2 separate regions of the Homo sapiens genome follow, and region 1 is linked to region 2. The links are chromatin loops, found by intact Hi-C in ENCODE. Cell type or tissue: Caco-2. All regions are shown on one strand. Links, peaks and the distances in the headings refer to the core of each region. The heading gives the core; the rest is flanking DNA.

What was found. Peaks named below come from ENCODE experiments on the same cell type or tissue, not always from the same donor. Only the 100,000 strongest peaks of a DNase experiment are listed, where the experiment ranks them.
Region 1: it touches region 2 in a loop (4-fold over the local background); 3 of 110 quality-filtered maps call a loop at or near these places.

What each region holds. Positions count from the first base shown.
Region 1 is chr13:79,673,915-79,687,046 of GRCh38, forward strand. No RefSeq gene overlaps it. Among named protein-coding and RNA genes, the nearest start is that of LINC01068, 110 kb to the left of the region's middle. In Caco-2, for the core only: a CTCF peak has its summit at 5,559 (motif pointing right); a DNase peak (open chromatin) is centred at 5,557.
Region 2 is chr13:79,418,897-79,432,028 of GRCh38, forward strand. It overlaps RBM26-AS1 (RBM26 antisense RNA 1), which reads left to right. Exons shown (of 7, transcript NR_038991.1): 5 at 1,864-1,919; 6 at 3,091-3,318; 7 at 3,831-5,440. LOC105370274 (a long non-coding RNA gene) reads right to left here and starts at 10,442. Exons shown (of 4, transcript XR_942112.2): 1 at 10,220-10,442; 2 at 10,084-10,127; 3 at 4,834-4,909; 4 at 3,707-4,013. In Caco-2, for the core only: a CTCF peak has its summit at 5,343 (motif pointing right); no DNase peak of the experiment used is centred there.

The sequences.
Region 1 (13,132 bases), core at 2,151-10,150, 260 kb after region 2:
TGGGCTTTTAGGGAGAGGAATAAATGGCTATCTGAAAATAATGAGCAGGAATGTTTTTTAGTTTTTTGGCATGGTGCTGCATAAACATTCCATAACCAGTATCTAGTTTAGTCTTAGGGCGACTCTCACTTTTCTTTTCATTTGTTCATTTATTCATGTAAACATGTGTTGCATATTTATTGACTTCCTATTATGAGCCAGGCACTGTTTTAGGTCTGGACATTTAGCAGTCAATAAGACAGATAGATATTCTAGTAGGAGAGACAGACAGTAAGTAAAGTGGAAACAGATGAGATAATGTCAAATATTATTAGTGCTCTGATGAAAATAGAACAGGAACATGTGGTGGAGAGTGACTTTGTCTAGCTTTTATGAGGGGCACACATAAAAATATGTGGCTTATTATCCCCAAGTAGACTTGAACTACCCAGGACCATGCCTTACACATCTTGATCTTCTCCATTTTTCCCACAAACTACCTTAGGCCTTCCTAGGTACTCGACATTTCAAATATATCAATGAGTTCAAGAATAGAGTTTTGTAATGAGACTATTGATTTCATAGGATTTCTTAGCCTTTTTTTTTGGTGCCCCGATGATTTTTTTAACAGTTTGTTGAGACCCATAGTCTCTATTCAGAATAATATTTTGTGTATGCATAAAACATAAAACATAATATGTCTATGGAAACTAATCATATATAGTCTACAGTTCTCTGATCCCAGGCTGATAACCACTAAAAGATAATACAATAATTTTTCATAGGAAATATTGTGATGGGGAAATTAAGCTTTGAGGATTATAGCTCTTTTATTCTACAGTGCAGACTAAATTGAGCACAAATGACAAAAGCAAACTATGTTGACATTTAGGGGAAAAGGGTTGCCAACAAGTCTTTAGGACTTACCCATCAGGTGAAACTGAACATAAATTTAATGTAGCTGGTAAAACAGAAGACAGTACAGGTCAATTCACTGGTTTGGTATTCCCCTAGCTGAGAGCTCTTGGGCACTGGGTTAGAACATGAGGTAGACACCTGGGAGGGTAATCAACTTACTGGAAATAATTGCAATGACACAGATTGAGAAGGAGGTGAGCTACAAGGCCCAGGCAGGATGGAGCTTGCCTAGAGCTTGTCTACAAAGGACCCACTCAATGTGGCCAAAGCTGCACAAAGGCATCAGGTCAGCAGGGGATAAAAACCAGACCCCAAATTAGGGAAGTGAGGATCAGTGCCAGGGTCCAGAGGCCATGATGAAAGATTCAAGTCAGAAGTCTCTAGGCTTTCCCAGAAGTCCAATTTTACATGAAATTCCTTTTTAAATTATAGACCATTCAGAAGCAAGTCTAGTTTTTCCATGGAGTTGTGCAATTGAATAGGGTTTCCTCTTTAGTTTTTACTTGGGTGATTTAACAACGCATAGGATAGCAACAAAGCCACATGCCTGAGGCTTCTGATTCTCAGAAAGCAAGTAAGAGCCTGCAGCACAGTGGCTGCCACCATTTACTTTGTTCTTTCCATCATTTTCTAGTTTCATATGGCCTATCTTCCACTGGACACGCTCCACAATGACCTTACACTCGACATATCCGCCGATCTTATCGTCGTCTACCTTTCCTTTGTTGGTTTATGATAACGTTCTTTTCTAAGTTACATTAATTCAAAAACAATGGAGCTTTTTAACTTTTTTCTTCATGGCTTGCCATATGTAAACAATCATGCAAGCTCTATGGATCATACATTTGAAACTGATCTCTTCTTTCTTCGAAAGCAGCAGTTCCTGAGCAGAACATTATTACCTCATTTCAAGATTTCTTCCTAAATCTTGTGACAGAGGTTCTATGTTCTTGCATCTTTCATTAAAATCCTTCATTCTCTACCCTTAAACCCCATACTCTCCCTTTCAAGAAACCAAGTACAAAGCACCTCACATGATGTTTATGATTCTTTATATTAATTTATATTTTTCTAGCTATAGCTTATATTGCTGTGCCTGATAATTTTTTATCAAACGCCAAACAGTGTGTATTTTGCATTGTTGGCTGCTGGATTTTTTTTTTTTTTTTTTGTATTTCCTTAAATCTTTTTGGGCTTTGCTCTGTGGTGTAATTAAGTTGGTTAGCATCAGTTTGATCCTTTTGAGGCATGCTTTTAAACATTCTTAGGCAGGTCCAGAGTAGCCTGTAGTCTGTAGTCTATGCCCGATTTAGCACCGCTACTAGGGTAATAACCCTTCGGAGGACACTCCTCAATGCTCTGTGTATTCTGAGGTCTTTCTTCTCTCGCTTGGTGGGAACAGGAACTCTTCCTATCTTTTTGTGAGCTCCAGGCATGGTTCCTCCTGCTCCTTTCAGGTATTTCTTTCTCTGGCCTTGACAGTTTCCTACATGCTATTCAGTACTCAAAGAAGCAAGGCAACACTCTGCGGATTCCTGAGCCTGCTTGCTTTCACATGTCTCTCCTCTATGGTGCTCTGCCCTGCTAATTCTAGCCGCATAGCTTCCTATTTTTTAGCTCTGTGTCTTCTACTCAGGGAGATTATCAGGCTGTGTCTGGGCTCCCTCTACCTCTACCACACTGAAAACACTCTCTAGGCTTGAGACGGGAGTCAGCTAGGTCACCTGTAGAGCTCACCTTGTTTACCTTCTCTCAAGGATCATGTCTTACACTACCTGCTGTCCAAAGTCTGAAATATGTTGTTTTATATATTTTATCTGCTTGTTATTAAGGCAGATGGGTTAATCCAGTCCCTGCCACTTTACCCTGAATAGATGACTAAAAGTAGAAGTCAATATCTTTATATCTAGGTCACATTTTACCTATCTGTCTTTATCTCCTACTTTTGGGTTTGAATTGTATTTTAGTTAGATTGCTTATTCACTCATATGTTCAAGCCTAGCATAACCAACACTTCACGTATCTTTGGATGGGTAAGAAAAAAGAGTGTTGGTCCCTCTCCCTTGCAGATGTTATAGCCTAGTAGATAAAAATTTGCTACGTAAATTCTAGATATAGTAGTACTAATTGAAAAAGCATATTTATCTTTCAAAATACATATGAAATGAAACCAATTTTATCTCTTCACTTGGTAAGATGAATAGCAGATAGTAAGTGAAAACCAATCTGCTACAAACAATTAATTTTAATACCCATCCTCCCATCTCAATATATCTTACCTCTCCCCTCATTTAGTAGATGCTTGCTAAATATTATACCAACTTAAGGGGCAGATGGAGTGATCACCAATCCCCTGTGGCCTGCTGAGTATGATTGGCCTGTGGGCACCTTCTGGACCTAACAGTGATTGAGGTTTCTTATAGCTGGGATACAAAGATGTTGAATCTGCCATAACTCACATTAAGTCATATTATAAGGCTATTAGGGCAAGATCCATTCTACAGTTAACTGAGGGTTAAAAGTAGCAATGATCTAATCTCTGATGTTTACATTTCCAGACTCAAGGAAAATTTTCTTAAAGTACAGATAAATCAAGTAGACTTTGTTTTTGCATGTTCAGACACACTCAGGAAAAAAATTTATTTGGAAAATAATGAAAAGTAACTTTATAAAGTTCTGAATCTTGGATTCATTGCGTGAGTTATTCATAATTGATATATATTAAAATAACTGTTTTAGTTGACTAGCATTTTTTCCTTAATTTTACAGTAGATAAATTCTTGTGTTATAAAATATCTGGAATAATAACAAGAAGCAACTATAAAGTATTTACTCTTGAATTATGTAGATCTTACTCAAATGGAAAAATAAGGAATTTTTGAAACACAAAAATGTAATTAAATTACATGACAAGTATCCTACCACCAGTATTTTACTATTCATGAACCCTAATACAATTGGAATGTTATTTTTTTTCTGTTTTCAAATAAAATGTAGACTCATAACTTTTTTTTTTTTTTGTCAAAAATACAAATCCTCCTAGTAGCTTTTAATCACCAAATGTCTAAGTTCAGAAATATGTCTAGTCAAATGCAGTGGGATTAAGGGGCACGGCTACCTTGTGTATTTCCATGCCTAGTGCCTCTGCTCCTCTCCCTTTGTCCCGGGATTGGTTTTTCTACAGTTAACTGAAGGGAGAAAGGAGAGGTAGAAGGGCAGAAGGAAGTGTTCTTAAACATCTCAGACATGATAAAGGTTTACTTTGACCATGGTGGCATCTCAGGGGCACTTGGGTTCTTGGGAGACATCCTCTCTGTCCCCTGCCATTGCATTGGATCTTATACATGCAGTTTCTTCAGTGTGGGTGCATGCATCCTCTTTCATGATCATTGGGATTCAGTTGTCATTTCCCAAGAATGCTAGCGGTTCCTCCAGCATCTTTCCTTTGATGTTTCTTTGCTCCTCCCAGAGGCTCTGTTGCACAGGATCTAAGATAACTTCTCTTCCACTTGCTTGCTCATGACTCACATTTAGTGTATGAGAAATGCACATCTGAGACTCTCTGTCCAAAGAATGAGATTATTTTTCAAACTACGGTTTGTTCTCTGTGCCCCAACCAGACCCTTGTCTTTTAGAGTACTCAGGTATGAGTCAGATACACAGGTCCACTCTGTTTTTCAAACTTCAGGGGACACATTTCAAGCTCTCTAAGTGATCTTTGTAAACCCCTTTTAATTAGGCTTTAAGTTAGGAGACAACCTGATGCTCCCACTCCACTCTCAAAGTGTGGGTGGGTGGAGACCCCACACAGCTACAGCTGTCTTCAAAGAAATCTTCTCTCTCATTTCCAATTCCTTTTGGCTCTTCAAATTTAACCTTTTTACACCTTATAATAGGCTTGAGGGGTCAATGGTGCAACCTGGTTTTTACCCACTTCCTTTGCTAATTCTGCCTAAGTGATATGGGATTATATTTTTGAATGTCAGAGTAACTGGCATTTCCTTGTATTAAGACCTCAGCTGAGACTGAGACCAAAATAGTTCACGTTAAAACCCTTTTGCACTTACAACTTAAGACACTTTAGCTTGTCCAGACCACAGAAAGAAAAATATACCCCAAAGGAACATTTGAGAAGTGACATTAAATATTTGTTTTACATTCTTAATATTTGTAAAGGCAAATTTTGTGTTTTTAAAAGTGTATTTTCTGATCAATTTTGCTATTTTTATGTTATGGTCTAGTCCAAGAGTGGAGTCTTGATTTACAACATTGTGCCTTTAGGAAATAAGGTCAGGGGACCAACTAGGTTGTAAATCAGGTATTGCGTTTTTTTTTTATGCTTTGTACAGAAAATTCCACTGTTGGCGTAGTCATCAAAGGTGGAAATAATGCAGAAGAGTATTCTTAACATGTGGAGCTCTTTCTACAGGAGCTCTTGGTAAGACAAATGCCTCCTTGGAAGCACGAGATTATTCCCCTTTTGTGTTCTTTGCCATAGCTGTGATAGTAAAGGCTTCTTTCTACCTTCTTAATTTCCCACCCTTGCCTCCCTTTAGAACATAAAAAGCCATTCCACCTTGAATGGAAAACATTCTCGGCAGCTTGTAGGGACTGAGTCCAGGACAGTGAGTCAGAAGATGGCCACTAGGGGGCAGCTACGTAAAGCTTTTAGGCTTAGTTTTGTAGGTACTTGGGAATTATGGAAGGTTTCAGAGCAGGGTAGTGACCTACCAAAAATGTGTTAGGAAGATTAATTTGGCAGGCAGAGTGAAGGGGAAAGAATAGGTACAAAAGTCAGATCTAGGACTACCCCTGTGATTTCAGGGTAAAGAGGGAAGCAGTGGTATCAAGGAAGATACCAAAGAGTGGTGAAAGCATTACAGACATATTATGAAAAGAAATATTAATATAGAAGCATGACTGCACGACTATGGAGGGAGGAAAAAATGGAAAACAAATTCTCTGTTTGGAGAATGTTAATTCTAAAGATGGAAATAAACCCACTTAGCCATTTTTCCCCCTCTAGGTATAATCCATTTAAGTGAAATTTATCAAAAATTTAAAGGTATTCTTGAAATGTTTTCATCTATCAAAACAAGTTTTTTGGAACATTAACAATTTTAGTCTGACAGTTGCTGGAGATTTAGGAGAAAAGTGTCAGTTGGCTCTTTTTTCTTGGGGAAGGGAAAAGGAATCAGTAAGACAAATATGGTGTCTACCCTTCTTTTCTAGCTCCCCATTTTTTCTTCTTTATTTAATCATAGATGTTTGGAGAAACAAGGTTCTGACTACCTCTCTGGCTGGGTAGAGAACAAAACAGTGGAAAACTGTGTCATGGGAATACATTGTCTCAGGAGATCTTTGTATTAATGTACAAGTCCACAGAGCTTCATGGAGATTACAACCTCATCTTATTAATAAGATAGATATTAAATGAAAATATTTCCCCAAATGTAAATACCTGCCACACATCTAAGGGGAGATCTCAATATATTACAACTTTAAGCCAATGCTGCTACTGCATCTTTTAAAGGTTAAAGAAAGAGACCCCAAAAATGGAAGCTGGAAGCTAGACTGTGACAAGGAACATGCTTACCAGGGCTGATGTGTATTCTGAAGTTTTCAATTTCTGTTTTGCAGTTTATCCTGGTCTTTAATGTTTTGTTTTCTATACTTTTATGTGCTTGGCTAAAGTGAAATTAAAACATATAAGCTACAAAAATTAACTCAATGAAATTTTGAGGTTTTGCCATTGGGGAACCTGAATTAATAGTTTTAATATAGAATTCAGGACAGACAGCATCATGCCAGACCTTCCAAATTATATAATTAATTTTAGCAAACAGTGCTTAGGATAAGAATTTTCAACAGCTGTGTGTGCCTGGTTTCTCTGCTAATGTTCCCTGTGGAGTTCTGGGACAACCAGCTCCAGGTCTTTGCTGCACTGGTGCTTGCTTTACTGGGGTACTGCACATTTCATGCTCCATTGAGACCACCTATATGGTGGAACTGGTCCTCCTTGGGCTTTCTATATTGCCTTTTGCCACCACCTTAGAACTCTCACTCACAGCTCATCTCTCTCTTGGATCAGTAAAGAAGCACTTTTTTCTTCTTATATTTTTCCAAACATACTCAGAGTCATTGCTTTTCACTTACCCACTGCTACTACTGTTGACAAACTACCACCATCTCTTACATGGATCACTGTGATTGCCTTGGATTGATCTCCCTGCCTCTACCATTGCTCCCCACAGTCTATTTGTTGACATTGCAGCCAGTGATTCTGGCTGTCAGATCTTGTCACTCCTTGGCTGAAAATTTTACAGGGGATCCTGATTTCACTCCTAATCAAAGACAAAGTCTTTATGAAGACCTAAAGGTCTTTGCAAATCTGATCTCACCTCTTATGGCTCACCTTTCACTCACTGCACTCTACTCACATGTGACCACAACATTCCAGGTATGGTGAAATGCCTTGTTTCCCTCAAGTCTTATTGTAATGCTATCCTGCCATAGAGGCCAGCCCTGGGCACCCTGTTTCAAATTGCAAGCTGCTCTTCCTACCACCCCAACCTTCTTTATCCTGTTCCACTTTCGTCTATAACTTTTATCTATACAGTAGTCCCTCTTATCTGCAGGGTATATATTCCAAGATCCCCAGGGGATGTCTGAAACCACAGATAGTACTGAACCTTATATATATTATGTTTTTTTTTTTCCTATATGCACATACCTATGATAAAGTTTAATTTATAAATTAGGCATAGTACAATACTAACAATAATGATAAAATAGGACAATTTTAATATATGGTAATTATGTGAATGTGGTCTCTATCGCTATCAAAATATTTTATTTTACTGTAGATCTTAGCAACCTCGGCATACAATCTCTTTTTCTTTCTTTATGAAGATGAGAACTTTCACATTTTCACTTAAAGGAAGCACTCTCTGGCTTATCTTCGGCATATCCGATTTGCCAGCATCATTACTCTTGTGCTTTGGGGCCATTATTAAGTAAAAGAAGGATCATTTGAACACAAGCACTGTGGTACTGCAGTGTGTGGAGTGAGACTGACCTCATACTGTGGCTTTTTGAGCCTCAGTCCCAACCTCACCCAAATCATGTTACATTTAATTATACTCAAGGAGCATATTGTTTTCAAAAATAGAATTACTCTTTTCAACTGTGGCAAGGGTTGGGAGATTGTGTGGGGTAGATGATCCTCATGAATTTCTAGGGTAGGGGACCCTCATAGAAAAGTCTAATTTTTCTTCATCTAAGTAGGCAATAGTTCCTATAAACGTAGGTTGTGACAGAGATATTTGTGTTCCTGGTGTGGGAGAAAGAAAAATAATTTTTGTGATGAGTTCCAAAATCAGTTATTTTTCAAAACTGTGAATGGCTTAAAAAATGACATTTTGTTTGTTTGTTAATCTGCATTTTGGGCAGGCTTGTTGGTGATAGTTTGTTTCTCTCCAACTTGGCCTCAGCTGGGGCAGCTTGAAGTGTGGAAGCTGGAATCATCTGAAGTTTGCTTATCCACATGTCTGATGGTTCGTGCTGGCTGTTGGCTGAGACCATGATTGAGACCATTGCCAAACATATACACATGGGCCCCCATGAGGCCTGGGTTTTCTTACAACATAGTGACTGGGTTCCAAGGGTGAGCATCTTGAGAGAGAAGAGAGATAGAAGAGAGAGGAAGAGCGATGGAAGCCATATTGCCTTTTATGGCCTAACCTCAAAAGTTATACAGGCATCAATTCTGCCATATTCTATTTTTTCAGGAAATCCCACAAAAGGTGGCCCAATTTCAAGGACAACAAAAGAAATCTCACCTTTTGATGGGGGAGTGGCAATTTCTGGAAGAGCATGTGGGACTGAAAATATTGCTTTGGTCATTTTGGGAAAACAAAATGTCTGCCATCAGCCCTCTGACTATTACAACATAATAGTAAGATACACTTGCCCTCTTCCAAGGCTTCTAAAATCCCATTTTTGTTTCAGCATCAGACTTGGTTTTGGGATTCAGAATCTCACTATTAAAATGAAATCCATATCTGGTGAGGCTCTGTGGGTGTAGATTATCAGGTCTCTGAGGCCTATTTTTCCTGGTCTAAAGATCTGTGAACTAAAGAGATAAATGACCTGCCTCTTATATAATCCATATGCCATGGGAGGGCAAGTGCAGACAACTGCTATTGACATTCCCATTCAAAAAGGGTAATGGGGGGAGGGAAATGGGAAGAATACAGCAATGAGTGGTACAAAGAGACTTTGAAATCCAACTGGATGTATCTTTTCAATTCCATTCTTAATTCTCAGTCCTACTACCTAACAGTAGGTTGAAAAATCTACACAAGGCCTCTCCATGTGGCTTGGGCTTCCTCACAACATGGATGCTAAATTTCAGTTGCAATAGTCAGATGTTGGAGAAAATTTGTAATTTTTAAGCTATGTGGAAAATTACCTGAGTCAACATTGTAAGACAGTCTACTGAAATTTTATCTACTTTTTACTAAAAAGGATAGGAACAAAGTGGCATTTCCCAGTGAATGGATAACATGTAATGTATGCTGTGGTTAAAAAATGGAGTCCTCTGTAGAATTACAAGTTCAGTTTTGGCAGCATAATTTGAAAGAATAAAATAATAAACCCTCATGTTTGTAGTAAAATGTTTTTACTACATACATAATAGTTTCCTGTAAACTATTATCTAATGTGAAAGGAGAAATACTCTTTATAAAATGAGTTCTACAATTAGGGCAATTCTAGAAGTATGTGTCTTTATATCTTACTGTGGCCTAAAAGCTTAAACTCATGGGAAAGATTCTAAAAGGGAAAGATTTCAACTTGGGAGGGAATATGGTAGGAAAACAAGCATGGAAAATGTTCTGGTTATCTATTTGTGTATAACAAACTGTCAAAGCTCAGTGGTTTAAAGTCACCATTTCTTTCTTTTCCCTCTCCATAATGTAGATCATGAGTTTGGGAATGGCCCCACAGGGATTACTCCAGGGCAGTTCAGGCTGTGGCATCCACTTCTGAGATGGTTTCTTTATCCATATATTTGGCACATCAGTGCTCCTTGGCCTTTTTCTCTCTCTCTCCACGTGGTGTCTCACTGCTATGGACTGAATGTTTGCTCCCTCCCCTGCCAAATTCGTGTGTTGCAATCCTAACCCCCATTGTGATAGTACTAGGGGTTGGGGCCTTTGGGAGGTCAGGAGGGTTCGGCCCTCAGGAATAGGATTTGTGCACTATAAAAAGAGGATACATGGGTTGCTCTCTCTGCTCTCTGCCAGAGATGACACCTGCAAACCAGGAAGCAGGCCTTCACTAGGCACTGGATATGGTGGCACTTTGGCCTTGCACTTCCCAGCCTCCAGAATTTTGAGAAATAAATTTCTGTCACTTAAACCTCCTACTTCATAGAATTCTGTTATAGCAGCCCCAGCTGATCAACCTAACTTCAGGGCCCCTGCAGATGAATTATGCTTCCCACAGCTAGGTGGCTTTAAGATGGTGGCCTAGGGCTGTCAGAGACTGGTGTTCCAATAAGCCCTGGCAGAATCTGCAAAGCTTTTCATACTTGCCTCAGAAGTCCCAGCATACCACTTCTACTATATTCTCTGGGCCAAGCATGTCATTAAGGCCATTCAAGATTCAATGGGAGAAGCAGCAAAGATTTTGTGGAGAACTTTAATCCATTATAGTCCGCTTTTGGCCACAAATTATTTACATTCCTACCAAACACACAATACACTCATATATCCCAAAGCCCCTGGATCTCATTCTTTTTCAGCATTGGCTTGAAGCCTAGGATCTGAGTAGCCAAATCAGGTCCAGATGTGCATGAGTTCCTCAGGTGCACTTCCCTGGGTACAATTCGTATCAAACAAAGGCCTGTGAACTACAGTCATATTTTCTCCTCCTCCTCGCAACACCCAACATAAAATAGTAGACCTGGCCTAGGAAAACCAAATAGTCCCTCTGGTTCAAAAAGAGGGAAACAGAAGCGACATAGGTAGTCACTGGTAAGGAGCAATTATGAAATCTGGCTGGACATGTGTGGCCTGCTTCTTAATTAGGGCCCAGACCTGCTCCCTGGGGTGACTCTCTGTGGCCATTCACTCTTCCTCATGGATTCTTGCCTCTGCCCTTGGTCTCCCACCCCTTTCCATAATAAATAGTCCCTTTTTCCAGCTGAGTAGTTTTTTAGCCTGCTTTCTCCACAAGGAAATTCAAAGATTCAAAGGTCTGTTTCATTTTGTAATCTTTTTGCCTTTCAGCTGAAACTAATACAGTTTGTTGGTCAGTGTACCAAAGCCAGTCCATATTCAAGGAAAGAGAGGGGAATTACACTGTAGCTCTCTATGGTAGGAACAGCAAAGAGTTTGCAACCACCATTAAAGATTTCAAGAATTTGGGGCTTGAGAGATTAGGGCTGTCCATTAGATGTTAGAGTCTTATTCATGCTAAAGGTATTTGGGCATTATTTACATCTTTTTCCCCTCCTTGAATGCACCATTATGTTGTATTGAAAAAATTTTAGTTTCAGAAATTTGTAGAGTCAATCAGGGAACAGAGACGGCAATAGTTTTTAAAGATACCAAAATTGATGTATGTATTCATTAGTTTTGCTCTTTTACTAAATTTAAAGGAAGGAAAATTGGGTCACCACAACATGGAAGTCAATTATTACATTTGTTATGAAATATTCCTAAGCACCTAGGTGCTGGATATTTCCATAACTGATTACTGAATTTCACTGGGGTATTTGGGTTTTCTTGAATGCAGAGAAATATAGCACTTTATTTATTTATTTATTTTTCGGATAGAGTCTCACTCTATCATCCAGGCTGGAGTGCAGTGGCACAATCTTGGTTCACTGCAAGCTCCACCTCCCAGGTTCAAGCGATTCTCGTGTCTCTGCCTCCTGAGTAGCTGAGACTACAGGTGCCCACCACCATGCTTGGCTAATTTTTGTATTTTTAGAAGAGGCGGGGTTTTGCAATGTCGACAGGACTGGTCTCAAACTCAAGTGATCCGCCCTCCTCGACCTCCCAAAGTGCTGGGATTACAGGTGTGAGCCACTGCACCCGGCCAGCACTTATATTTAATATAACAGATAGTATATATTTGAAAGCATGTAACCAAAGGAACAGCAATTTCCAGTTGCATGTGGCGCTGGCTTAATGGAGAAAAATCCATGGAAAACTCAGACTTTTGTCTGTATTCCCACAATCTTTAGTGTCATTTGTGAAACTCCCACTGATATGGGAGGAAAGGGGATCTAGGATCCCCAGTAATTAAGACCTTGTAGGAAGAAAGAAAACTCCTGTTAAAAACCCCCATTCTTCATATTTCTGATTTTTTTTTTATTAAAAACATCTTTCTCAAATAAAAAGGGAGCAAGATGAAATTTCTTTCCCAGAGATAATGGGAACTTCAAGACACATTTCTAACTACAATCTATGGTCACCATGAACTTTATAAAAAATGTTTTTCTATTAAGTTTGCAGAGATGTCAGGCCTTGCTGGAAAACTGATGTATTTATGTGTGCATATTAAAACTTTTAAATATGTTAAAGGAACATAAAATCAAACTTATTCACCAAACTTTCTCAATTTTGTTGCATAGATAGTTGAATCTTAATCTTACCACAGTCTAGCTTTTGCCATTTTCTCAGCGGCCTGATAACTATTTGGCATTAAGATTTTGTTCTCACGCTTAGGGTAGACAGACATGTTGTACAGCACACGTGTAGAACTGACGGCAGTAATGAGATAATGACTTGATAACATGCATATGTTCCTCCCTTTAAGATTGGGCAAGTATCATTTATGACAGATTTGGAACCTTTATCCAAGTCGGACTAAACCAAGCCAAATATCATTGGCAATTTTCTTCTATGAATCAGATATTTCTCATGAAGCAGCTAACTTCTGACTTAGAAATAATTATTTCTAAAACCAATGCACTTCTGTTTACATATTCAGAGGTAACTATCGGTGAAATGGGGATAATCCTTTGCAGAAGCTCTTGCTAATTTGGAAGTTGGACAGTGATCAGACAAACTTAAAGAAAGCATGTTCATAAAAATATAGGGTTTAGAAAAAGCAGTGAACATGTTTATATTTTACTGGAGGCAGAAGATGGTATTTGATAAGTTATTCTAATCAACAGAATTGCTGCTGCCAATGTGTGAGAAAATAAACTGGTCACCAA
Region 2 (13,132 bases), core at 1,913-9,912:
GCCATTCTGCCTCAGCCTCCTGAGTAGCTGGGACTATAGGCGCCCGCCACCACGACCGGCTAATTTTTTGTATTTTTAGTAGAGACGGGGTTTCACCGTGTTAGCCAGGATGCTCTCGATTTTCTGATCTCGTGATCCGCCCGCCTCGGCCTCCCAAAGTGCTGGGATTACAGGCGTGAGCCACCGCGCCCGGCCCAGGGTTTTTGTTTGTTTTGCATTTTAAGGAGCTAGAAAGGTAGAGGAGGCTAAACGCCATCTACATCTCAGGGTTTTTGTTTGTTTTGCATTTTAAGGAGCTAGAAAGGTAGAGGAGGCTAAACGCCATCTACATCTCAGGGTTTTTGTTTGTTTTGCATTTTAAGGAGCTAGAAAGGTAGAGGAGGCTAAAAGCCATCTCTACTCATATTTCCAAACACCTGGTATTACAGTAATGTCCTCTCTCACAGTTTGTTCACACTTCCCATATTCAGGGCTTTGAGTAGTGTCCTCCCACACTGATTCTGGATTTGTCCAAGTGATTTACTTTGCTAGTGAGATTAAGGTAAATATGATGAGATAAAAATAAATGTGATGCAAGAAACAACTTGAAAAGTGCTTGAATGCTGAGGCTGCCATGTGATGAGGTCCCAGTAAGATCCAGCCTGACAACCACCAGGCATGTGAGTGAGACCATCCTAAACCAACCAACTTGCACAGCTAGTGCAAACCAAAAGAACTCCCCAGCAACTCACAGAATGGTGACAAGTAATAAATGTTTTTAAGCCGCTAAGCCTGGGGTAGTGAACATTGATACAATGCCTAACACACACTGAGGCTCATGACCTCTATTGACATATATTTTTCTTATAACATAGCTTGTAGTTCCATTCATTCAACCAATATCCGTAGTCGATTTACTTATATAAGAAGAAATTCTTTTTTTAAAAATGAAATTAAAGTAACTCATTGCATCAAAGGAAATGCTGAATAGGCTTCCAAGGCACCAGCAACCATAAAATCTCTAGGAATCAGAGCTGCCAAAACTTGTTCAGTCATGGACTTTTTCTATAGAATGCTCCTGCATTCAGCTTACTCAGTAACAATCACCCACCCTGGGTGTTGAGATACAAATTATCAAAATAGAGAATCTAATTGACTTTGCTTAAGTGTATGCCTATCACTGAGTAAGGAAGAGGGATTTATTACAAATAGAAGTTGGGAGATCACTTGGCATGCTAAAAGTTGTGACTCTAATAAAGATAATACTTTAACAAGAACTAGATTCTAATTCTTTTTCTTCAATAAACTAATAACTTTTTGCATGTAATTTTCCAGAAGGTAGATATTAATTTATGAGATGGAGAGCTGTATGTTTGAAAGACAAATTCAAATCACAAACAAACATACAAGTACACAAAACATCAAAACAAACCTAGTGCAAATTATCATTATATAAGACTTTCTGGAGGCTGAAAAACAATAATGATCTTATAAGGTCTTATAAGGTCTTGTAAGGTCTTGTAATGATCTTGTAAGGTCTTATAAGATCTTATAAGGGTTTTTCCATCAATTTCAGATTCTTTAGATTCACACCGTGTTCTATTTCCTCTTGAGTTTCCCTAACCCCTACAGCCTCTACTCCCTTCTCCTTCTTGTGACCTCTTCTAATACTTAACTGACCAGCTACTTCTTTATATGAATTTTTTTTGCCAAGTAAGTTTTAATCTGTTTCAGATAAGAATTCAGTTTTTATTTTTTTGTATCCTTTTATACAAAAAAATATGATTTTTTATACGATTAGTATTTTATTCAATAACTGTTTAAAAGTATAGAAACTGAATAGGAATTTAAGAATAACCTAATTCAGTATCTTCATATTTACAGATGACAAAATTGGGGTCTGGACGTGTGCAAGGACTTTTCCAAAGTCAGCTGGAAAGGTAATAGAAGACACAAGTTACCTGCTGTAAGATCCAGGGCCGGATTCAATTCAGGCTTTGTTAATTGACAGAATGTGATAGCTATTTAATTCAGGCTTTGTTAATTGACAGTGCAATAGCTATTTAATTAAAAGTAGACTGAAATAAAATGCTAAAATAAAAAAGCTAACCACAAAATAGCGATATTAAATCACATTATTATTTATGCATTAGTTCATTTCCTCAATATTTGGACTACAAATATATGAATATATCAACAAAAAATTTAAAATGGAATGTCTCTAATAAAGGATACAAATAATAGATACAAACGGCCTTGGACATTTTGGTAATTATGATTTGATAGGTATGAGACCAAAATGCACAAGGCTGTTGGTCCTCCTCCTTTTTTAAGTATATTTTGCCATTAATTTAAAGTTAGGAGAAAGTTTTAAAAGGTTTATAGATGGCCCAAAGGCATGAATACGAGAAATGTTGGCCTTTGTTTGTGCTTTTTCATGAAAAATACTTAAACCGAAAAGGAAAGAAATTATTACATGAGATTTGTTGTTCTTTCATTTTCTCAAATAATGGATGTCTTTAAAACATTTTCACCTAATTTTAGTGACTTTGTTTTTTTTTTTTTGGCAATAATATAAGATTACTGTCTCGTGTGTGTGTGTGTGTGTGTGTGTATATAAAATACAGAAGATTCTTGAAAAATGGCAACTTAGCCATAACTCCCTTTCCCTCTCTTCCATCTCTAAGACATTTGCCTCCCTTGAGCCAAATCCTTGCCAAGGCCTATAGGAAGGTAGGAGAAGGTGGGACCTTGACCTGTGTTGGGGACTCTGCTATGGGAAGTAGGTTCACGACTTGCTCCCCCGTGGACTAAGCAAACAAATGAAGAACAGTGGTATTGGTGGCTTCTGAACTTCTTAATCCTGAATAGTTTGGTTTTCACAGATCTCTGGGAAGACACCCTCCCTTCAACAAAGTTGGTATAGCACCATATGAGAGAGTCTTAGATTTCATTGACTCCCAAAAGTCCAAGAAGTTTAATGGGGATAATGAGTCTTCCCTGCTTATATTAGTTATCTGTTGCCATCTAATGAATTACTCCAAACCTTAGGGGCTTACTTAAAGCAACAAACGTTCATTACATCACAGTTTCTGTGTGTTATGATTGCAGGAGCTGCTTAGCTGAGAGGTTCTGGCTCCAGAGTCTCCTGTGAAGTTGCAGTCAAGATGTCTGCTGGGACCCCAGTCATTTGAAGCCCTGTCTGGGGCAGGAGAATCTAGGTCCAAAATGGCCGTTGCAGGAGTCCTTATCCACACCATGTGGGACCTCTTCATAGATGTTCGAGTGTCCTCATGGCATGGCCACTGGCTTTCCCCAAAGTAAGCAGTCCAAAAGAGGGTAAGACAGAGCCCACACTGTCTTTTATGAATTAGCCTTAGAAGTCTAACACGGTTACTTCCACCACATTCATTAGTCGTTAGGTACAGCTCACATTCATGGGGAGGAAAATCAGGGCCTGTCTTTAGATAGGAGATGTATCAAAGAATTTGTGGACATATTTTAAAATCACAGCACTACTCTTGATGTACTAAGTCAGTGACTCCCCCAGGAGTCTCACAGAGAATTGACTCCTTGCCCACCTATACTACCTTTGTGGGTAGAGACTCCAGTAGTGTGCTGGTTAATGTTCAACCAGTGGCTTTCTAGAAAACAAAATGTATGGATACATATATATGTTCTAAGTTTTACTGATATGAAGAATGTGTAGCACAGAATTTATAAATAATAAAATATACAGTATTATTTATTGTAAATTCCATAAAACCTGTTGTTTTTCACAAAAGGTTTTAGTTTATTTTTCCCAAATGCTTGTATTGGTAACATTTTCTGTATTACCTTTTTATGTCCAGACAATCAACAAAACTGAAAAAGCCCAGCCTTGTAGCATTTGCCAGTTATTGTGTAAATGTCCCCACTATGGTGGATTTCAGGTTACCACTATGATATCACAGAATGCAGAATTGGAAGGAGATTCACAGCAGCACCCCATTATACTATATTTTCACCATACAGATGCAGTCGATGTAAATTACCTGAGGAGCATAAATAATAATAAAATGAAGTTAAATAATTCGGAAATGATTTTGAAAATTGTGTTGGTTTTTAATGTAAGTTTATATGTCAGCTTTAATAAAATCTGTCTTTAACAACTAGCTTGAAGAATTCTTGAAAAATTAATAATCAGCTCTCATAGGCTAGTGACAACTGGCTTCAGTGCACCCCTGACTAGAAACACCTTTGCTTTCCACCACATGTGGAATTCCCAGTATTTCAACAATCAGAATTGAGCTTATGAGCCAACCAAGAAAAATAACATCTTATATAAGAGACAGCAATTTGAGAGAGGAATATCAGTCAGAAGAAACAAGGGGAAAGTCGAACTTGTAAAAGAGAGATGAAAATTTGAATTTTTTTAAAGGCATCCTTAAGCATATTTAAGTACAACACAAAAAGTTAAAGAATTTAGTAGATAAATAGAAAGATGAGATGATTACCACTGAGACACAGATCAATGATCTGGAAGATAAAAACAAATCATAAAAATAAAAGTATCTTGAAATTTTGCAAAGTACATCATAAATCAATGCATCAGAGATTATGTGTCATGACAAAAAAATTTATACTCAGAATGATATGTCACTGCTTACTATGCAAATATTTTCTATTTCTCCTAGCTTCAAACTATGCATATGGGCCAGGCGCGGTAGCTCATGCCTGTAATCCCAACACTTTGGAAGGTCAAGGTGGGCAGATCATTTGAGGCCAGGAGTTTGAGACCAGCCTGGCCAACATGGTGAAACTCCGTCTCTACTAAAAAATACAAAATAATTAGCTGGGTGTCGTGGAGCATACCTGTAATCCCAGCTGCTCCGGAGGCTGAGGCACGAGAATCGTCTGAACCCAGGTGATTCTGCACTCTACTTGGGCTCTGTCTCAAAACAACAACAACAGCAACAACAAAAACTGTGGTATTTTTAATGAACTAAATATTAATCTGCTAACACAGCATAGGTTTTATGATTACTGCAATTCAAAAGTCATAATAAATTTTAAAACAAATCCTCCTGTACCTGTTGTGGTGCATGCAGAAACTTTTCCTGTTCAACACACTTATATGGCACTATATAGGGATATACCAAATAGCTCAGGTACATAGTGAATACAACTTTAACACTTATATTGAAATGCTAATCTTACTTGCCAATATTAGTGGCACATTAGCATAATTTAACTTTTATAAAATTATGGAAAACAGTTTAAAATTATTCTCCCTAATATTAGCAAATTGCATTAATGGCATGTACCGTGTGCCAGTTTGTTTCCAAATAAACAAAATGTACCTTGATATGCCACTTCAGAGCCAGCAGAGGGAGCTCATACTTTTTTATTGTTTTCAACTTACTGAAGAAAATTTGCTTTTAAAAGCTACTGTGTTATAACCAATGAGAACCAAGAAAAAGGAAAAAAAAAAAAAAGCTACTGGATTCTGAAAAATAATGTAGTTGTTATTTAAATAATAAAAATGTATTAGTAAACAAAAAAGTCATACTTTAGGTTGAAATAATAAATCAATTCTAAATAAAAAGATATTAATGATATTTTATGTAAAAATGTCAATTAAAACTACATAATTTCAAGGTTTTTTTTTTCTTTTTCTTTTATTATAATTTTTTTAGAGACAAGAGTGTCGCTCTGTCACCCAGGCTGGAGTGCAGTGATGTGATCATAGCTCACTGCAACCTCAAACTCCTGGGGTAAAGCAATCCTCCTGCCTTAGCTTTCTAAGCAGCTAGGACTACAGATGCATTCCACTATGCCTGGCTAATTTTAAAATTTTTTTGTAGAGACAGGGTCTTGCTATGTTGCCCAGACTAGTCTCAAACTCCTGGCTTCAAACAATCCTCCCACCTCAGTCTCCTGAGTTGGGGTTACATGTGTGAGCCACTGCACTCATCTGCACTCAGCTATTCAATTTATTTTTCTAATAGCCTTTACTAAAAAAAAGAAATGTTTGTAACAGAGATTTCTGGGGTAAACTAAAATGGAAACCTTCCAGCTACAAGCATAAAACGTAACAGATAAAAAATGACAAATATGACACACTTCAAATTTAATTCTTACACATGAAATTAAACACATAATTTAAATACATTCCCATTCACTCAATTCTCAGCCCTTCCAAAGACACAGATAAATGCCATTATTAGTTTCTTCTTCTTTTTTTTTTTCTTTTTTTATTTTTTGAGACAGAGTTTTGCTCTTGTTGCTCAAGCTGGAGTGTAATGGTGCAATTTAGGCTTACTGCAGCCTCCATCTCCTGGTTCAAGTGATTCTCCTGCCTCAGCCTCCCGAGTAGCTGGGATAACAGGTGTGCATCACCATGCCCAGCTAATTTTTTGTATTTTTAGTAGAAATGGGGTTTCACCATGTTAGCCAGGCTGGTCTCAAACTCCTGACCTCAAGTGATCCACCCGCCTTGGCCTCCCAAAGTGCTGGGATTACAGGCGTGAGCCACCACATCCGGCCCATTATTGGTTTCTTATGTATCCTTTCAGAATTTCTTTATGAATATACAGACATATATGAACATAAAATCTTATTCTAATCGAATTTTTCTTATGCAAAAACAGCATATCATATACACTATTCTGTATCCTGCTCTTTTTACTAATATATATTGGAAACATTCGCGTAAGTCTATAGTAGAGACCTTACTCCTTTTTTTTAGGCATGTGTAGTGTATAGCAGACAGATTGTAAGAATATATAATAATTGATCTATTCCCACTTAATAAATTTTTTTAGTTGTTTCCATTTTCAATTACAGAAAATTCTCCAATAATGAACTTGTATATATTTGCCATTTTCTACATGTGAAGTCTATGTGTCTGAAGGATAAAGTCCCAAAAGTGGGATTGCTAGGTAAAAGGACATAAGCATTTGTAATAATGATGGATATTGCCAAATTACTTACTATGAAAATTATAGCTACTTATACTCCCTCAGGAGCAATATGTCTATTTCCTCACGATATTGCCAACTGAGTCTTATCTAACTTTTGATGTTTGCCAGTCTGATAGATGAAAAATGTGTCCTCTAAGTATAATGTACTATTCTTATTATGAGTGAGTTGAACATCTTTTGAATATGTCAAAGCCATTTGTATTTCCTTTCTGTTAACTTTCTGCTCATAGTTTCTGCTCACTTTTGGGATCCTTTCCTTGTTAATTTGTAGAAGGCCTTTATTGAGTAGGGAGATTAGCCCTTTGTGATATGTGTTGCCACTTTGTTAAGTCATTTGTCTTATGTTTTTTATTTGACATGCAGAAGTTTTCATATATACGTAGCCAAATTTATCAATTTTGTTTAATGCCTTTTAGATTTGGGGTCATAGAAAAGCCATCCCCACCCCCATATTATAAAGAACTCTCCCATGTTTTCTTCTAGTATTTTCTTGTTTTATTAAATTTTCATTGAAATATTTAGATTTGGACTTTATTCACAAATAAAGTACAGTGTGAGTTAAGGATCCAATTCTGTTTTTCCAAATGGTTACCAAAATGTTCCAGTACCACCTATGTCAAATAGTAAGTTTTCTTATGCTTCTGATTCTATTTCTGTAGTTTTTACTGTAATCATTGGTGCTTATATAATTTGTTTTATTGCTCTGTAATTCTGGGCCTTCTTCATTGCTCTTCCTTTTCAGAGCTTTCCTGGCTATTTGGCTGTTTATTTTTCCATATAAGTTTTAGGATCACACTGTGTACTGAAAACAAAGTTGATATTTGTTACTTGCTTTTTATTAGTATTTTAAATAAAATTTGTAAAAGTGTATATATATATAAAATACTAATTCTTTTCGATTTTTAAATGTCTTTCAGAGGCAATTTACAGTTGTTTATATACATATATTGCATTCTTTTTAGTTTTATCTTTTTTGTTGCTATTATAAATTGGATTTTTAAAATTACATATTATATTGTAATATGTATATAAGAAAGCTCTTTATTTTCTACCTCACTACCCTACTGAATTTTTCTATTCTTATCTTGGATTTTCTATGTACTAATAGTAATACTAATAGTCATAGTTTTAAATTCTTTCCAATTTTGTACCTCAAATTTATTTCTCTTGTATTATTTATTTTTTCAGTAGCTAGAGTACAATAATAATTATAGCGATGAGAGTTGGCAGACTTGTCTTGTCCCTGGCTTTAATGAGAAATGATTGTAAAGTTTGATCATAATTATGATGCTAACTTTTGGTCAGGGATAAGTATAATTTTCATTTTAAGGAAATATCAATGGATTTATATTTCATTAAAATTTTTTAAATAATAAGTAGTTGTTGAATTTTGTCAAATGCCTGTTCACCATCTGTGGAAGTCATTATATGATTCAGGATTATATGATTTTTCATTGTATATGTATTAATATTATATGTACTAATAAAGATCTGTGAAAGTTGTCAGAATCAAAATGGGAGTTATTTGTGTTAAAACCCTGACAAATGGAGTCAGGGAAGGCCATGAAGGGAGAGTTGTCATGCATGAATGCCTGACAACAAGAACTATCACAAAAGACTGCAAAAACCACAACCTTGCACAAAGGGCATTGCAATCTTACACACAAAAAAATACTTCTGTGAGGTTGTCTGCCCAGCAGCTGCCTGTCCAATCTCAGACTGGTGTCACTCTTGTTATCGATCCTTGTAGCCAAGGATAATTATCTCAAAACAATTATTTAATCCTCCTCATTTTTCCTTTAATAAAAAACCTTTTTCTTTTTTTAACTCCTTGAATACGCACATAGTTTACTGTGGCACATGTATTCCCATTGCAATATCCATTCTCGAATAAATAGCATTTTTTTAAGGAGAGCCTCTCTCTATGTTATTTAGGTTGACAACTCTAATATTGAAGCTTTCTTGCATTATTGGAATAAATCCCAAATGGCGATAGTTTTTTTTTTATTGCCATGCTGGGTTCTTTTTTATATCATTTGTTTAATATTTTGTACCGATATTCATATAGATAACTATACAGGTTTCTGTGCATTTTTTTTCAGATAGTGAATCAGTATTTACTCACTTTATAAAAATGAACTCAGTAGTTTTTTTTTTTCTTGCTCTGGAACATTTTAAAACAGCACTGGAATTATATGATCTTAAAAAGTTTAGTTAAATTCCCCTAGAGCTGTCTGGATCTGGGCCTTTTGAAGAGTTAGGTCTTTACTTCCTCTATTCTCCTATGGTAGTTGATCTCTTTAAAAGTTTTCTGTCTTCAGAGTTCAGCTTTCATAAGCAACTTTCCTAGAAAATTATACTTTTTTTTTCGGGTGTTCTAACATTTTGGTGTAGTTTTAAGCAAACTAGTCTCATGATTCTAAGTTCTTCTGTTTCTTACTTATTTTCCTCTTTATTTTATATTCTTTTTTTCTTGATTATCTTAGCTAGTTTACTTAACCGATTTTTCAAATTATTCTATAATTGTATTCTTCGGCTCTACTTTTTCTTTTAGCTTTCTAACTCACCAATTTTTGTTTTTATCTGTGTTAATTCCTTTCTTCTGCTTTCCTTTGCTTATTTTGTAATTCCTTGTCAATCCTTTGAGTAAAATGCTTGATTTACTTATTTTCATTTTTATTTCTATAACCATTAATGCTAGACATTTTTGTTCTCAGAATTGATGGGAAAATTGTTTTAAAATCCTAGTTAAGCTTGCAACAAAGTACTATCCCACTAGTAACAGAAATGAAAAAGAAAATTCAAATCAGAGTCATAAGGGCATGAGCTGAGGCTTCTGGCAGCCATGGTAGAAAGGAGGGAATATCTCATAAATCGAAACCTCAAGCCTTTACTTATGTAGGTTTTTAGTCTTTATTTATATTATCTGTGTATGTGTGTTATGAAAACTCATTCCAAAAAACTGGACTAAAACTAGGTTGGTGATATATCTGGCCTGGATACTTCCAACACTTCAAAATCAGGACACAATGGAATTCCAACAGAGAGAATGTGATCCAACCAGGATCACCTCCTAGTTTAAAAAATTACCTTGCTATAAATACAATAGACATTTAAAACAGCATAAAAAGAATCTTACCTCATGCCAAGATATTCAAAAATTTAGGTGAAAAGGACAATTTCCTAGAAAAAATAAGGAAAAATTAGAATTCTGAATAGAACTAGAACTGACTAAAAGATTGAATCCATAATTAGAAATCTATCCACCAACTTACTCTCTGTGACACAAATGCAATGTATCCAATATCCACTTTACCCTCGATAAAATACCATCCTTCCATGGTAATGGAATGTTTAGCTGAGCACATTACACTTAATAAGTGTGACAAAAGAGTGAATAAGGCACTATGATATGTAGAAGTGTTATGATTATAGTTTTGTTGTCATTAACATGAGTTCCTTATTTGTTTATATTATGTCTTGATAAAATTTACATATAGTGACATGCACATTTCTTAAGTGTACTATTCCATGAGTTTGAACAAATGACTAACCTGAGACAGAAAATACAAAAAAATACCATCACCACAAAAGTTGCCTCATGTTCCCTTCACAGTGAATGCCCACCCCTCCACCCATAGACAACCACTGTTCTAAAATAGAATCTGTAAATAGAATCATACAGTATGTACTGTTTTGCATAAGCTTTCTTTCACTCAGCATTGTTTTAGAGATTCATCCATGTTGTATATATCTGTATTGCATTCATTTTTATTTTTGAGTAGTTTCCATTGCATGAATATACCAACATTTTATCCATGCTCTTGTAGATACTGTTTTGCTTTAAGAATTAAGAATAAAGCTGCTACAAGCATTCTTGTACATATCTATTTATACATATACATTTTTATTTCTTTGGTGTAAGGTTTAGTTTATATTTATTTGAAAATATGTGTATTTCTTATTTTTGAAGGATCTTTTCCATGGATATAAGCTTTATAGTACTTTTCTTCCAGCCTTTCAAAAGTGTTGTGCCACTGTCTTTTTGGTCTCCACTGTTTCTGAAGAAAAGTTGGCAGTCACTCATATCATGATTCTCCTATATGTGATGTGTCATTTTACTCTGGCCACATTCAAGATTTTCTTTTTCTCTTTGATTTGCAGCAATTTGATTATGATATTATTTTCTTCATATTTTTCTAGTTGAGGTTGTCTGAGTTCTTGATTTTGTACATTTATGTTTTTTAACAAATTATTAAGTCAAATATTTTTTCAGGTTCATTCCCACTTGCTTCTCTTTCTAGAAATCTAATTTACATATATTAGATTTTTTTCAATTGTCTCACAGTACCCTGAGGGTTTTTTTTTTTTCAGTTTAATTTACAGCTTTCTTTCTCTCTGTTTCTCCGAGTAGATAATTTTGATTGCTGTATCCTCAAGTTGAGTGACTTTCATCATCTTTAAACTGCTGTTAAGCCCACACAGTATTTTTTAAATATCAAATATTTTTTTTTAGTTTTTTCTCTGATATTTCCTATTTGTTCAATCATTATGAGCATATTTTCTCTCACATCCTTGAGCACAGCATAACAGCTGCTTTAAAATCCTCTGCTAATCCCAACATCATGAGGTTAGTCTTCATTGATTGTCTTTTCTTGTAAGTATGGCCCATATGTAGTAATTTTCTAAGTGTTCTTGTAAAAATCATATTGTAGAGACTTTGGATTCTATCATATTTCTTGGAAGATTATAAAATTTTTAAATTAATAAACTTTATTTATTAGAGCAGTTTTAGGTTCACAGCAGAATTGATCAGAAAGTTGAGAGACTTCCCATATACTCCTGTCCCCACACACATAATCTCCCCAACTATGGACATTTCACACCACATTAGAACATTTGTTACAATTGAGCTTACACCGACACATTGTTATCACCCAAAATGCATAGTTTACACTAGAACTCACTCTTGGTGTTGTACATTCTATGGATTTTGACAAATATATAATGACATTTATTCAGCATTGTAGTATCATACAGAATAGTTTCACTGCCCTAAAAATCCTCTGTGTTCTGTCAATTCATCCCTCCCTCTCCACAACTTTTGGCAACCATTGATCTTTTTTGGTGTCTTTAATTTTGTCATTCCCAGAGTGTCATATATTTGGAATCATACAGTATGTGTAGCCTTTTCAGATTGGCTTTTCTCACTTAGTAATATGCATTTAAGGTTTCTCTATGTCTTTTGATGACTTGATAGCTAATTTCTTTCTAGTGTTGTATCTCATCTGTTGCCACTTTTTTTCCTTTAAGTGTTATATCCAACTTCTGCCTGATTTTAGTTACTCTCCAGTTCATTTAGGTAGTTGTTTTTAAAGTAATTTTAAAAATCAGAATGTATGTTGAATGGTTATTAGATGTCAGTACAGATAATTGGGCTTAGTGAAAAAGATTTAGATACAGGAAGCCCCAAGTAACTGACTAAATGATGATGGCCTAAAATGGGACAGTAATAGTAAACATAAACAGAAGGTAAAAAGTTGAGGATCTCTACAAGCTCATATTGGCAAAGCTTTGTGATTCTAAACTGCCACACATTGACCTATCTAAATTGTTTGTCATAGTATGGAAAAGATGAGATTAAAAAGTTGAGGTAGTAGTGGCCAGCATTATTGATTGCTTCTCACCTAAAATTCATAAATGAGGAAAAATAAAGAGAAATATCTATCATTTTAAGCAAAGATATTCTTATATAATTTCTCCTTATATTACATCCACACGAAATAAACCAAAGTATTTCAGGAAGGACCATTGATGTCTGATTGCAGAGATGTATCATATTATCTAGAAATGTTGTCAGCTCCTAGAAATAGAGACCTAACTACAATGACTTAAATGTCTAAGAGTATATTATTTTACAGAAAAAATGTTCAGAAATGGGTGATCCACACTGATAAGGAGTTCCACAAAGACAACAGGAATCTAGGCCTAGGCCTTTCTTAATACATGTCTTTCATCCTCAAGGTTATAAGATGGCCACTGGAATTGCAACTGATGACAGTGGTGGCCCATCTGGAGGGGCCACTGCCATGATGCTGGCCGCAGCAGGGGAGGCTCAGCCAGGGCTGCATGCTCCACAGAGCGGACAAGAGCTGGCAACAGGCAGAAGCCCTTCTGAGTTGGCAGAG